Regions from separate parts of the Mus musculus genome. Here regions 2 and 3 are each linked to region 1. A link is a loop called in an ENCODE intact Hi-C map of the cell type or tissue named here. Cell type or tissue: left cerebral cortex. All regions are shown on one strand. Each heading gives the region's core, and the rest is flanking DNA. Links, peaks and the distances in the headings are about the cores only.

Evidence for each region. Peaks named below come from ENCODE experiments on the same cell type or tissue, not always from the same donor. Only the 100,000 strongest peaks of a DNase experiment are listed, where the experiment ranks them.
Region 2: a loop joins it to region 1, with 6 times the contacts of the local background. A loop is called at or near these places in 2 of 42 quality-filtered maps.
Region 3: it touches region 1 in a loop (3-fold over the local background); 2 of 42 quality-filtered maps call a loop at or near these places.

What each region holds. Positions count from the first base shown.
Region 1 is chr8:66,031,202-66,036,559 of GRCm38, reverse strand. All of the region lies in intron 3 of Marchf1 (membrane associated ring-CH-type finger 1), which reads right to left. Among named protein-coding and RNA genes, the nearest start is that of Gm24205, 31 kb to the right of the region's middle. In left cerebral cortex, for the core only: no CTCF peak of the experiment used is centred there; DNase peaks (open chromatin) are centred at 1,236, 1,944 and 2,690; H3K27ac peaks cover 1,429 bases.
Region 2 is chr8:66,157,495-66,162,852 of GRCm38, reverse strand. The region is part of intron 4 of Marchf1 (membrane associated ring-CH-type finger 1); the gene reads right to left. Among named protein-coding and RNA genes, the nearest start is that of Gm24205, 160 kb to the right of the region's middle. In left cerebral cortex, for the core only: no CTCF peak of the experiment used is centred there; a DNase peak (open chromatin) is centred at 3,135; H3K27ac peaks cover 1,843 bases.
Region 3 is chr8:66,163,970-66,169,327 of GRCm38, reverse strand. The region is part of intron 4 of Marchf1 (membrane associated ring-CH-type finger 1); the gene reads right to left. Among named protein-coding and RNA genes, the nearest start is that of Gm24205, 160 kb to the right of the region's middle. In left cerebral cortex, for the core only: no CTCF peak of the experiment used is centred there; DNase peaks (open chromatin) are centred at 1,429, 1,636, 2,302, 2,760 and 1 more place; H3K27ac peaks cover 1,369 bases.

The DNA of each region.
Region 1 (5,358 bases), core at 235-5,234:
TTTGCACTTTCCTGACGATTAAGGATGACAGGACCCTGATATAGCTCTCTCTTGTGAGGCTATGCCAATGCCTAACAAATACAGAAGTGGATGCTCACAGTCATCTATTGGATAGAACACAGGTCCCCTAAAGAAGGAGCTAAAGACAATAACCAAGGAGCTAAAGGCGTCAGCAACCCTGTAGGAGGATCAACAATATGAACTAACCAGTACTCCACAGAACTGTGTCTCTAGTTGCATATGTAGCAGGGGATGGCCTAGTTGGCCATCAATGGTAGGAGAGGCCCTTAGTCTTGTGAAGATCATATGCCCCAATACAGGGGAATGCCAGGACCAGGAAATGGGAGTGGGTGGGTTGGGGAGCAGGGCAGGGGGAGGGTGTAGGGGAATTTGGGGATAACATTTGAAATGTAAATGAAGAAAATATCTAACAAAAAAGAAATGAAAAAAAAAAGAAAATTGATGTAAACCATATCTGACGTGGTAATAAAATTAAAAATATAAACTATCACACACACACACACACACACACACACACACACACACACAAAAGTTATTCTGAGATAAAATTCCTACTCTGTGTTCTCTCTTGCTTCTTACTGTGTGTCTTTGGAAGGCTGCTAGTACTGAGCTGTCCAAATTCTGAGCTGGTGGCTTACATCCCCTATGGTCTTTGTGCTCATAGGAATGAGATCAGCTTTTGGTTCATCTTATTAAAATCTGTGTGACTTTTTTGTGATTATGTGTGATTTTGAGGAAGAACTGCTATTAATCCCTACTTGTAGCACCTAATATAAGTCTTAAGGATAACCTTGTCTCTATACCTTCAATTTCCATAAACAAGATTCTTGGGTACTGCAATCTGAACTATACAAAAGCCTAATGAAATCTCAAACACATAAAAGTTTATTTTTTTCAATGTAGATTCTATAGCTGTTTACCCAGGTTTTGGGGGAGGGGAACTCTATATTGCCGTTATTATGTTGAGAAATAGCCACTGTAGCCCTAGATCCTCTATGTTTTTCAACTCAAATATGAGAGGCTTCTATTTGTAGTAGATTCGTGATTAGCACAGAAACTCACAACTAGTCCAAATTTAAAAGATGAAAAACTACAGAATTTCTAGCCCTAAATGGAATGTACATACTGCACCATCTTCCTCTCAAAAATTAGAAATCATGGAAAAAGAGGAGAAGAAAAGGTGTCAGTGAATGAACATAACATAAGGAGTAACTTCTGGATCCAGTAGGGCGGTTGTACACAAGATCTTACAGTACTTGTGACAGAATGCACAAGATCTGTGCAAGGTCAAGCCAGACCAAATACCAGCAGGGAAAGTTGAGAGGCACTAAGCTCCACCCTTTGTCAAGTATGGTTGGCAATAAATAGCAGGTGAGAGTTGATTTTCTTTATAAGAATATTTCTATTATTAAGTCAACTGTGGTGCTACACATCCAAAATTTTATGGGCAGCACAAATAGGACTTGACAGGTATAAAAAGAAGGAAGAAAAGAATGAAAGAAATGAAGGAGGTAAAGGAAGGAAGGAAGGAAGGAAGAAAAGAAGGCTGGATAAGTATTGAAGGGGCATGGGTCTGAGAGGGGCTGGAGCAGGCATGAACATGATCAAAACACATTGTACAAAATTCTCAAACATATAATTAAAAAATAGTTTATGTGTTAACTAAGGTGGCTAAAATCTGAAAAATCAAAGCTTGTAAACTTTTAATATTATAAAATTTTTAAATATATATAACTTGAAACCCTACACATTTGAAATTAAATTATAGCAGAGTGCTTTTTTCCATAGACCCAGTTCTGAAATACCTTGTTCTACATAGTGCAAACTAAGGCAAGAACAACTTAAAATACCAGATAAGAAGCTTAAATAAGAAGAGGCAAGCAATGTGTGTTGCTATGCATAGCGCATATGGAAATGGCCAACACCCCGATACATTTAGAAGTATTTATTTTTACCCTTCCTTATGTAGACTGCTTAATGTCCTCTCAGGGAGTCACAATGAGATACCCATCTTCGTGAGGAATGATTTAAATAATCAGCTTAAAAGAAATTAGGCAAATGTACAAGACAGTGTTCATTACATGCTTTCATCCTCTTTTTAAGAGCAGTGTGTGGTAACTTTTAAGGAAATGGATAATCAATGTGAAGAGATAAGCAAACATAACTAGACCATTACCAGAACCTCTCACGGCAACTGCAGAGTATAAGGGGACAAAATAAAAATTGTTAATCATTTTTAGTAATGGGATAGACAGGACGAACAAAATTCAGGGTTCATTATAGTTATGAATATATTTATCAGATTATTATTAATACTTTGGATACAATGATAGTGTGGTAAGGAAAAATACCAATTCATAATTCAACATGGGTTAATTCTCAGGAAAACCAAGATTAAGCTCCCAGAGAAAATTGGCATTTGTCTTATTCTAATTTAATATAATGTACAGTTGAGGAAAATGCTTGGAAATTTTTAAGGAAAATAATCTAAAGACAAACTGTACCTCTTTACAATAAAACTGAAGTGAACATTGTGGGATTGGCATTTTACGTCAGTGTTACATAATGAACAGAAAGGAAGAAAGCATCTTTTGTGTGTTGTAAAATGGATCACACAGATCCACGATGTTTTATCCACATTCCCCTGACCATTTGACTCCCCAGAATATGCAGAGACTGTGGAACACATTTAAATGCACCATCTGGCAGTCACACAGAGCTGTTGTAATTTGCAGTTCTTAATCACATAGGTGTTAAATTAGCACTGTTTCATTTTACGTGATTGGAGTTTTGAACCCCTCTCTCCCTCTCCCTCTCTCACTCTCTCTCTTCCTCTCCCTCTCCTTTTCCCTCTTTCTCTCCCTCTATGTTATGATAGTTCAGCTAAATAAAGCAACTTTACATCAGCAATTAATTCAACCTTAAATAAGAAATGACACAAATTAGTAGATACTCCCAACTGAGCAAACAACTCCTATTTCCATTTTATTGTTATAGAGTTGTTTCTTTCAATAGATCTATGACAAACTAAATATATTTTCCTTCAACAGACATCTTTAAGAATAATATCCGGGGATCCATCCCATAATCAGCTTCCAAATGCTGACACCATTGCATACACTAGCAAGATTATGCTGAAAGGACCCTGATATAGCTGTCTCTTGTCAGAGTATGCCTGGGCCTAGCAAACATAGAAGTGGATGCTCACAGTCGGCTATTGGATGGATCACATGGCCCCCAATGAAGGAGCTAGAGAAAGTACCAAAGAAGCTAAAGGGATCTGCAACCCTATAGGTGGAACAACATTATGAACTAACCAGTACCCCGGAGCTCTTGACTCTAGCTGCATATGCATCAAAAGATGGCCTAGTCGGCCATCACTGGAAAGAGAGGCCCATTGGACACGCAAACTTTATATGCCCCAGTACAGGGGAACGCCAGGGCAATAAAAGGGGAGTGGGTGGGTAGGGGAGAGGGGGTGGGTGGCTATGGGGGACTTTTGGTATAGCATTGCAAATGTAAATGAGCGAAATACCTAATAAAAAATGGAAAAAAAAAGAATATTATAAAGAAGAAAAGAAATCATTGATAATGTCAAACTTAACTAAGTAAATTGTACAATTTTATCCTAGAAAACTATACAGATAAATTATTTTTGTTCAAGAATCAAAACCTTCTGCAAGGAAACATATGTCTTGAATTTGTACCTTTCAGTGTTCAAGAAAAGATGCTGTATTTGAAAAGTACATAGAAGTGATATATAGTACTCCATCACCATTGAGTTAATACTTAATATAATTCCTCAGAAATAAATTTTGGAAGATTATTATACACATTTTTAATTAATGAGATGATAAAATTGCCTCTTCAAATGATCAAGACATTCTTCATTTTTCCTTCATGTGTGCACTATCGTGAAGCACATTTTCCAAACTCATCATTTAGGGAATATTTTCAAAATATGTATCACTTCCTTGTTTTTCGACTCCTTGTGGTTTTTTTCTTTTTATTTCTATGTGCTTTTAATTTCAGCATGCTTATATCATACTTAAGAGTAGATTTACAAATTTTTCTGTATGGAAATACTCAGTAATTCATTTATGATTTCTTATTAGATATTATGTGTTGTTCATTCACACTAAGATTTCCCAAGTTTAACAACTAGTTATTGTGCTTACAATAGAGAAGGAAGAAAGAAACATTCCCTCTTCTGTCTCAGCACAACAACCCTAAAATCACTATCAAGGGCAGATCTCTTAGGTCTAGTCACTCTATTTAACTACTTAATCTAAATTTAACTGTTTGAAAGTAGAAATACAGCTACTAAGTTTCTAGGTCACCTTAATTTTATATAATTGTTTATGCTGTAATTCTGAACTTTTATAATTGTAAAGTTGATCCATTAGAACAGTGGTTCTGAGCATCCCTGGTATTGCAACACTTGAATACAGTTCTACATTTTGTGGTGTTCTCTCAATCAGAATAAATTGATTTTTGTTGCTACTTCCTAACTGTAATTTTGATACTATCATGGCTTTTGATGCAAATATGTTTGGAGATAAATGTTTGCCAAAGGGGCCATGAACCATAGATTGACAAACACTGTATTAGAATTAGAGTTAAAGAGTCTAATGAGATGACATGGTGGGCTAAGAACCTGCAAGTATGAGATCCTGAGTGCAGGAGGGAAGAATTTACATAAAAAGCTGGGCATGGTCCCTGGAATCCTAGCTCTAGCAAAGAAGTACAGGAAAACCCCCAGACACTCACTGGCCAGCAAGTCTATACAAACTTGGAACTTCAGGTTCACTGAGAGATGCAGCCTCAAACAAACAGATTAAGATGGGACAATGGCAAAGGAAAGATACTTTGATGCTAACCTCTGGCTGCAACATGTATCTGCTTGCAAACGTGGTTGTACACACTCTCAAAAATGTTTATGCAAACATAAACACAAAGATTTAAAAATGAGCCACCATGTATACTAAGACAATTATCTAAGACTGGCAAATTTATTTTGCTGGTATTTTCTGTTGTGGCTGGTATTTCTAGAAGATTGAAAAATAACTGTATTGATCACTTTTTTTGTCTCTGAAGTAATTTATAAGAGAGAATTTTTTTAGCTTACAGCTCCAACGGACTAGAGTGCATATTGGCAGGAAGGGCATGGTATGCAAAAAAAAAAAAATTAAAAACTTCTCCATCATATTACACAAAAATGAATACTGTCAACATCTAATTTGTCTTTTGCAATAGATGGCAATAGTAAGATAAATTTTTGTTTAGATAGATAAATAGATAGTTACAGACAGATAGATAAATAGAGATATATGGATG
Region 2 (5,358 bases), core at 284-5,283, 130 kb before region 1:
TGTTGAGTTTCAGGCCTCTTGTACTCACACCTATTACAAAACTGTTGGAATTTTAGCACAGCAAAAGTCAAAGAGGTAAGAGGAATTTTCTTCATATTGCCCACTTTTTTATATTTCCAGATTAACTTAAACCTGCAATCTCCATGTTAATTTACATTCATACTATGGGTTAGATAAACAAGTATAACTTCAATTACTTTGTTGAAAATTTTATATGGAACATTTCACAGCTATCCTAGAATGGGAAGTATTGGATGCTTTCATAGATGAAGACCCAGTAGCTGAGAGTTTAAACAGTGCAGACCAACCAGGTATTTGACATGTGAATCTTCACTCACATTTAATTGCCCCTAAAGGCCTTGTTCTGTTTGAATCATTGTATGGGAAGACCAATGGTTAATTAGGATTTTCATTGTTCCTTACAAGTTTCTATACCCAAGGCTTAGTCTCCAATACACTAGTGTTCAAAGACAGTGCCTTTAGATTGTGATTGAATTACAAATACTCTGACTTCATCAATAGAGTAAATCTACTTATAAGTTATCATTTTATGGGTTTGAGGGATGAATTTGTCATAACCCTGGACTAAAAGTTTGAAAATGAGGAGTTAAAATAGAGTGGTTTAAATAGGTTTTGCCCCCCATAGGCTCATGAGTTTGAATATGCTTGGCCCAGACTCTTTGAGGGGGCATGGTCTTGTTGGAGCAGGTGTGAACTTGTTGCAGAAAGTGTATCACTGTAGTGGAGGGCTTTGAGCCTCTCCTCCTAGCTGCCTGGAAGACAGTCTTCTCCTGGTTGTCTTTGAAACAAGATGTAACTCTTCAGCACCATGTCTGCCTGCGTGCTGTCATGCTTCCTGCTGTAATGAGAATGGACTAATCCTCTGAGATGATAAGCCAGCCACAATGAAATGTCTTTGTAAGAGTTGCCTTGGTCACGGTGCTTTTTCATAACAATGGAAACTCTAACTAAAACAATCCCCATTTTAAATTGTTTATCTCAGGCATTTTGTCACAGCAGACAACAAAAAGGTGACTTCCTTGCCTACAGATACACTAAGATGTAGGGGAATTAAGATAGTAATTGTCATTCACAAGTCAGGCAAAATCGGCTTTGCAACCAAACTCAGGTTATATCACATAGAAACCATTACTGTTGTTTTAACAACCTAATAATCAGTGGTTATAAAGTGAGTCTTAGATGAGTAGCTAAGCTGACCATCACCCATCTTGCTTCCCCATTCTCCGTTCCATTAGTAACACGGTCAGAACATAAATGTCGGTAAAGTGGAACAATCAATGAGCCACTTGCATCATTCCAAAAGAAAGTACCACAGAGAAGTTTCATGATAAGAATAACAATTCCAGTCAAGCCTTGAGGAGAATTACATCTTGTTTTCCAAAATTTAATAAAATTCCAATCAACATACTTAAAGGTGAAATATTTTAAAATATTACCATGAATTATAGCAGTAAAAACTGAGAAAAGAAATGAAGCCAAGCCAGAGACAACAGGAAAGATGGCATCTTAGAACACTTCGTGGAATCCCTTTAGGTAAATCTTTTTTTCCCAATTTCATAGTAGCACAAAGCAGAAAAATAGAACCAATCAATAATTTGAAAGAATGGGGAAAAATGAAGTGTGGAATCAAACCATCATGTTAGACTAAATTGGTGCATTTATTCCAATCTTGGTAATTCTAATAAGCATCATGATATCATTACTAAATAAGCAAAGATATTAAGTTAATATTTTGACATGTGGGAGTAGGGACATGGCTCAGTGGATAAAGATTTTGCATGTTTGAACATGTCATCGAGTTGATCTCCCAGGCCCAAGTCTAATGTCTGGTGTGGTGGAGTAAGTTTATAACCTCAGTTGGAGAAGTGAATATAGAGTCATCTGGTGCTCACTACTCTAAGGGGAGAGCTCTAAGTTCAGTGAGACACACTGTATGAAGAAGCAAGAGAGAAGCCTTCTGAGTAATGATGGCCAAGTTTGAACTCTGGCCTACTCACAGGGGCACGATTATGTACATCCCCCACGCAAACATAATATTTTGATAAATCAATAATATTCATTTTTTAGCAAATCGTGTTTTTCTTTTCCCCTTTTCCCTTGTGGCCACAAGTCTATCTTTGTCCTCATGAGAATAATTATTATAGAGAGAAACAGGTACCCAAGTGTCACAGCCACAGCAAGTGTGTAAAGGTCAGAAAACAACTTTCAGGAATGCATTCTTCTCTCATCTGATATGGGTTCTAGAATTGACCACAGGTCATTCTGCTAGGGGGCACACACTTTTACCCAAAAAGCTACAGTGTCAGCTCCTATATGCTGCATTTTTAATCTACTCACCCTGTTGTAGGACATTGTGCCCGGTCTAGTTTTAACAACTCTTTTAAAATAATTTTTTTCTGACTTTACGAATGCAATGTGAATGATGTAGGAAGAAGGAAATGATGCTGGAAAGCTAATGAGGTCTTGATATTCAATTGGATTTTATGCCTTGATATCATTTATGTAATTTTCCTTCATTTGTGAGTAAGCCCCATGGTATCACACATCATGGCTATCAGTTATACATCTATCTTTCTTTTCTAACCATAACATGTAATGTGGCTGAAAAAAAAAACATTTACAGGGAATAAAATATTTTATTTAAGGTTCCCTCTTCCCAGCTGATTCTAGGTTCTGTTAAATTAATAATAAAAACTAACCAACACACTTATGCTTTATGTACACATTTTCTCAAGCCTGAGAAATAATTTAGGAAGAAAAATAGCATTGGTTGGTAATCAGTTGTCCAAACAAACAAACAAACAAACAAACAAATGATTTTAATTTTACCCTCAGCTCTGAACACTGAATTCTTCAACCCATTTTCATATTATATAAATTTAACAGAAGGAAATGATTTTGAAATATGCTAGAGGTTCTAGTGGTTCTAGCTATTTTTGAAGATAACTTAATTTGAAATTCTTATGACTCCTACATTTATACTACTTTAAAATGGAAGTAGAAGATAGTCTGGAAATTTTAGACAAAGACTGTAGAGCCACTTATGTCAGGCACCAACGCACAGGCCCCCTTTCCTGCTAGGGTCATTCTCTTCAAATGAGCCAACAGATCAAGAAGGGTTTTGTGAGTAGCCAAGAGGAATGCTGAGGAGCTATACCAGCCCCAATACCAAGAGGACCATAGTTATCATAGGCAGACCACCCCCAAGCCTAGAAGAAGAGGAATTAGCTTGTAAAACTCTATACAGAGATTTAGCCTGCATGATTCATGATCATTAGACACATGGTCCCTCACTATGATTACACAAGACTGATCTCTTATATATTTTACGAAGAAAGATTTGAAACAATTTCTAAAACATCACCCCATCGTCAAAGTGACTTGATGAAGGGAATGGTTTCAATTAAGGGATGAGATTTTACCATACTTGTTTTGTAGCACGGAGACACAAAAGGACAGAAGGATCCATGGTAGTGATTAATAATATAAAACCCAAATAAAAGTAATCGACTGTCATCTCAAATGGCAAAATCAGATGTGTGATTACAGATACCGTGACATGGCACCAGCATATTGGCCACTGTACTTTTCTTGTGATTTACGTAATTTCATATGTCAATTTAAGTCACCAAGAAAGCATAAATACTTTGCATATATAAGGACATTGTCAAATCTCCTTACTTCCATTGCAGCATTACAGTGGAATTCTTCCCCAAGTCTTTGGAGTTGCATAAAGGCCCAGTATAATGAGTTAAAGGTAATGGATTGCATCACATGGTTAGCGACATAAAAGAAGTAAAAATAAAATTGCCATTTATAGACACTAATTTTCCTAGTACTACTTTGGCAATTCAATTTTACATGGCAAATTCATATTTCTACTTACATATTCTAACTGAAGGAATGCAAATGTCTATGTTTATGTATAAATTAATTAGTAAACAATTGCATTAGAGGCTCCAGTGTACACAAGCAATATGTCTTTCCTCCTTCCAGCAGACAGGTTAATAGCTTGGCCTTGCCTGGTTCCCTATGTTGCTTGAACTAATTTCCAAATAGCAGAGAGATTGTATCTGGGAAGTACAGCTTTGGGTTCTGTTTCTAGAACACATTATGTAGAGTTCAGAACGATATAGAAATGTGAAGATTTGATGGTAAATTATACATCTGAAAATTATAATTGAAACCTCTAAAATCTTAATGCAAATAAGCTTAACCATTTCTGATATGGGACTTGTATAATGCTTTTCTTAACTTACTATCTGTTTTTGCTGTTTATAAGTACAGAAATGATCAAAAAAATGTCTCCTAAACATGAAAGTTTTCATAGGTTATCTAAGAAACTCTTCACTAACTTTTCTCTTACTTTTCTTTACACGCATACACCATGTATATGAACATATAGATTAAATATGTATTTCTAAATTTGAGTGTAATCATGATATGTTGATGGTCATGCTGCATTATAAGGAGAAATTCTGCTTGAACAGCAGTGTCACCAGAAGTAGAAAGGACATTCGAGCTCTTGGAAGGGAAAGACAGGATCTAGAATTGCAAACCCTACTGAGCCCTCTCTAATTCTAGCTCTCCCTCCTTCCAGATTCAGAGAGCTAAAGCATATTTTCTCCACAGGGAGATAGCTTGGGTTCCATATGCAAATTAAACCCTTTCAAATGAACCTTACAGTTCATTGCTGTGTGGAAGTCAAGATAAGGTTTTGAAATCATCAGATTCCAGCAACAAAGCTGGTGCATCTGATATCTAGTCTGCTAAATATTAAAGGCAGTTCTGAGAGGTGCAGCCTCTTGTTCCAAGCCTGGTCATTGGAATGATCTGAGTATTTTCATGCTGGCTAAGCTGTTCTAACTCTAGGAGTCTTTCATTCCAACATTCTTCTAACCTTCCAATGGTTAAACTTTCTGCTTTCCTGGTCCTGATGTCATTTGTTTCCTACGTTGGACTCTGAGCGATAAATCTGAGAACTCTTCAGTACATTTCTCATTCTTAGAGCCAAGCAAAATGTTAGGTACAATGTTCAAAGATATTGTCAAATCTATATTCCAAGGCTGGTTTGTCAATTACAAATTCTAAGTCAGACTGCCATATCAAAGTTGTTAGATGAAAAGAAATGTCCCAGAACCGTGTTAAAAAGATGCACAAAACGTCTAGAGGAAGTAGTCAGCTATGGCTGCAGTTGGAGTTTAAAGACTCATAGGTTCACCAGTTTAGGTCTTGGTTTCATGCAAGTAGAACCACCCTGGAAGGTTGGTGAAACCTTGCTACAAGTGGATCACTAAGGATGAACGTTGAAGTTTCTTTGTTCAGCCACTTCCCTTC
Region 3 (5,358 bases), core at 133-5,132, 130 kb before region 1:
CTAAAATTAAATGGGATCCACTTTTGTTTGTTTGTTTTTTTCAAGACAGGGTTTCTCTGTATAGCCCTGGCTGTCCTGGAATTCACTTTGTAGACCAGGCTGGCCTCGAACTCAGAAATCCACCTGCCTCTGCCTCCCGAGTGCTGGGATTAAAGGCATGCGCCACCACGCCCGGCTGGGATCCACTTATAAATGAATACAGTTCCTTTATTTAATTTCTATATGGAAGGTTCTAAATATGAAGCACTTTCATCAAAAGTAAACACATATGCTAACTAAACTTATTAAAAACAGCTTGTTCTCTAGAGGCCAATAAGTAACACAGTTGAAAATATACTTACTATAGCATAAGTACATGTATGTAGCCACATTTTACATAGAATAATGAAAGTTTGCTATGGAATAGAAATCACAACAGATTCAAAGTCTGAAAGCACAGGATCTGTTTATGTGAAAAATACATGTGACTTGGCATAACTGCTTTATTTTCTGTGACGTCTTCTTATGTCTCAAATCCTGTTATTACAACCTGATATCGATATTATTGCATGAATTAAATTGTCTTATAATTTTATAATAGCATGAACTGACATGTCATTTTAGAAATGTATTATTCATTGTATACAATTCAGACAATTTATACAAACTGAAGGTCTTTTCCCATTGTTGTTTGAAATAAGCGTAAGTGTGTTTATGTTAACATCAATTTTATTTTCAAAATTAGGACAGAAAGAGAATTCCTAACTTGATACAGATTTATAAGAACAAAAAATGTCTTTGGCTTATTTTTTTCCAGAATGTAAAGTGGCAATGAGAACACGAGTAAGGAAAGAACAATTGACATTTACCTTAAATAAGTTTAGGAATTTACTCTTATTATTACATGTCTATACATTATAGTGACCATTCAAAGACTTAACACATTCTTCACCAGACCCAAGCAACCAAGCAACAACAGATGCAGGCATTATTTATAAAGCAAACAGTACTTGATTTTTTTAAGTGAAACAATAAAGTTTTGAAAAAAGAAAATCAGCACATAAAATGAAAGATAAGAAATGTTGCTGGGTGTCAGTTATGATCTAAGTCTTTCCCTTGGTAAGCCATATAATTCCTTTAAATCCGCAAAGCAGACTTTTCCAGGTATTACTTGCCCTGCTTAGGCGTCCTAGAGAATAGAATTTCTTTGGTATTTCATACAGCCACTCACAGAGGACCCAGAATTCCAGCCCTGGTGCTTCAGGTACAGATCAAATACACATTCTGCCTAGATGGCTTTTGCAATTTTTTTTTTCATCCTATACAGTAAGAATCTTCTTCAAAGCCATTAAAATCTTTAGGAAAATCTACATTTCCAAGGGCTTCAATATGTTCAGTGCCTAATTTATGCAGTGTCTCCAAAAAACATTGAGCTATTTTAAGAAATGGTCTTGAAAGTAGCTGTGCTATTCTCCCAGAAAAATTATAGCAGCTAGACATTTAATAATTAATTCAAAATATGTAGGGAAGAGAGCGAATGCTGTGGGCATCAAGCATCCTACCTCTATTTCAAAGGTATTGGCTTCTTGTATTTCCCATTCTTGTGGCTGGAAAACAGTAAGCATCACTCCAAGAATCATGCTAAAGAGGCAGGCACATGTATTTACCAAGAATAAAGTACTAAACATTATCTCTCTGGGTGGCCAGATATGAGGATATCCTAGCTACCAGACTGCACTCAGAGCAGTCTCATTTCAACTAAATGAACAATCAAACAGTATTTCTAAAAAGAGTGTCTGCAGCTTGGGCAATAACTGTAAAATTAAGAAGTCAGTGGGACCAGATGTTTGTAATTACATTGAAACTCTGTGGAAGGCACTGAAAAATTGGTTGAGAAAGGGAATAAGACCAGAGGCTGATCAATAGGCAGGGGATTATTTTCCAGCCGGTCTTACGTGATTTTCTTTTGGTGTAATCGTTATCATGAATTACATTGATTTTTCAAGAAAGCATTTATGCCATTTCAGATAAGTGAAGTGATACCTTAATGTAGCTTTAAAAATAGCACGTAGTTAAGCAAAACTCCATAATTCCACCCATTTCCCCTTCTTCACTGGATACTGTCCTAGCATCCTGAATGTTCCTCATAATAGAAAATTTTATTACTGACCTAATTTTAGAATTAATTTATGTAAGTGTTTCATGGATATTCCTTCTGCATTGGGCTGAGTTCTAAGAAGAATGCATTTATATAAATCAAGCAGTGGCCCAGTGAGATATGCCTGCTGTTACCACATCTCCATGTAAGGGGATATTGGCTCTCAAGAGAAGTGTGGAATACGCACAGATTTGTTTAACTCCCATGAAACAGAGCTGGGATCTGAATCTGGAATCTGCTTTAACAGCCACTCCCTCCCAAACACACACACACACACACACACACACACACAGACACACAGACACACAGACACACACAGACACAGACACACACACACAGACACACACACACACACACACACACACACACACACACACACACACACACACACACAAAACCTAACCTCTACAAGAGCGTGAAAAGTTCTTTGGTGTTGAGAAATTGTCCCATACTATCTGCATACCTCCTCTTAAGTTTCCTGCGAGCCATGCTGACATTTACTTGACAAATATAAAAACTGAGCATAGTAAGCTGTCCCAAATTTTGTCAAGGGCAAAGCAACTTTGTGCTAAACACAGACTCTGATCCTATTTTCATGAACCTGATTTCACCAGCTGTCTACCTCTTGTTTTGCCCCTTTCTTCTGTATATTTTCTTTTTATTCTCTTTCTCTCCCTTTTGTTTTCACAGGTTCTTGGTGTATAGTGTAGGCTGGCCCAAAACTCATCCAGTAGCCCAGCCTGGCCTCAAAATCAAAGTAATACTCCTGACTCCCCTGAGTGCTAGAATTATAAGTATGAACCCTTCCCCTCCTGCTACTTGAACATTCTCTGTTATTTCACATGAGCTATATAATATCAATTGCAAGAATATTTGGTAACATAGAAAATGATAGATAGAACATCAGTAATTACAGTCACTCTAAATCACCACAAAATCACGTTGGTGGCAGTATGTGTCCTTTGAAGTCCTTTGGCATGGGTATGTTGTTCCTGGCCTCACAGGTTTATACACTCACCCACTGTTGAACTGCTCCTAAACTCAGTAATAACTTGTGTTGTACAATTCTAAACCACCCTTCATAAGCTATTGCACTGAAGGGCATTTTTAGTAGAACAGTACCTGTATATGCATTCCAAATAAAAATGAAGTGTATGGCTGGAGATTTTTGGCTGAGAGGTTAAGCGCACTTACAATTTTCAAAGGATCTGAGTTCAGTAAACAACATTTCATGACGTAAATCCCAACAGTTTTGAAGATCTAGACACTCCCCTTAATCCCCAGGCACCGAACACATGTATACATGCAGAAACCAACATATACATATAAAATAAAAATAAACCTTAAAATAAAAATCCCAGGAAATGGAGAAACTTTTCAGTAAGTGATATGTCTCCTGTCCAAGCATTGGAACCTGAGTTCAGACCCCAGAGCCACATCAGCTCTCAGACATGATTGTTTCCCCCTGAAATCTAGGAGTCAGTAGGCGGTGGCAGGTCTTGCTAGCCAAAATGTCAAGCTAATATGATGAGCTCCAGATGAGTGAGAGATCCTGTCTTAAGAAATGAAATTTTCATGGAATTTTCCATGGAAATTGCATGGAAGAGATACTTAACATCAACTTCTGGACTCCACGTGTGTGTGTGTGTGTGTGTGTGTGTGTGTGTGTGTGTGTGTGTGTGTGTGTGTGAACATGCATCAGCATACATATACACACACAAGCAAGAATTAGACATTTAATAAACCAACAGGTGAAGCTATATACATTTATCATATGGTATATAGTATCGATACATCCACATGCTTACCACATATATACTATCCATGCAGGTGTCTATATACATTGCAGGATGATCAACTCGAGCTAATTTACTTCATGTAGATATCACATCTCCAAATAAAACTTTGGCATCAAGGTGTGCTCAATGGAAAAAGAGGGTTTTACAGACCTCTTACATATAATACCACCTTTATTGCACCACTAAACTCAAAAAAGTTGACATCATGAATTTCATATTATTTATTTCTATCAAAAATTTCTAAATGGATTCTACTCTGTGCAGACAATGTCTCTACTGGGTTACTGACATAGCTCCTGCACATTCTACCCACTTCTATCCTTGTCTTACTCTATTCCCCTATACAACTGGCTAGAGATTTTAAAATTTAATATCATGTGATCACAAAAGCCACCTGCTTAAAATTCCTTACAATAAAAAATAAAATATAAAATAAAACAAAGCGCACTAGCCACGGCTGTGTTGTCCAGCCTGGCCATTCCTCTTGCTTCATCCTGAGCCCCCTTTATCAGCTTCCTCAGCTCCAGTTCCAGGATCTCTGTGGGCTTTCATATACGTGACAAGCAAGTAATCACATGCATGCCTGTCCCCATCAGCTTCGTCAGCTTATGCTGTGCTCCCCTCTGCCCTTTCTTCGAATGCCTTTTGAGGTTCCCAAGTAACTATTCACTTCTTCACATCTACTTTATATTCGAACTTGATGCACTTTTAGCATAATTACCACTTCTCTAACATCCATCAAAAGTTCAACTTTATCCTTTATGTATATTTAGGTATTTAGTTATTTGTTATTTTGTTATTTCTCTAACTCAGACATGAATTTAAGAACCACATTTTGCCAAAACTTAAGTATAAGGTTGCCAGTAGCAACCATTATATAATTATTCTTTAGCATATTAGACACAAAGCCATACAATCTCAATTATCAGGGTGACAAAATTGTAGACTATCTCAGCACTGTCATGATGAAATAGCTAAACATATTATAAATGAGAGCAATTTTTAAAAATATAACTAATACTCAGCATGAAAATTTTATTAGAATTAGGAAATAATTATCTTAATGATATTCAAATCCTAAATTTTCTTCACTCCATAAGTTTCATATATAAATGATTATTGTGCTGGTGAGATGATTCAGCAGGAAAGACACTTAATACCAAGGCTGAAAAACTACATTTGATCCCCCCCTTTGTCCTTCATGATAGGAGAGAGCCTACTCCTTCAAGCTCTTCTCTGACCTCCACCCATATGACACAGCATGTATATGCACACACACATGCCCACAACACAAAAGTGAAAATATTATTACTTCCATAAAGTAATTTAAAGAAAAAAAAAGACCATGGAAATAGGAGACTGCATCTCTAAATTCTGAATCAATATCTTATAATCAAAGCCCTGGACAGGAACTGTCTTTCC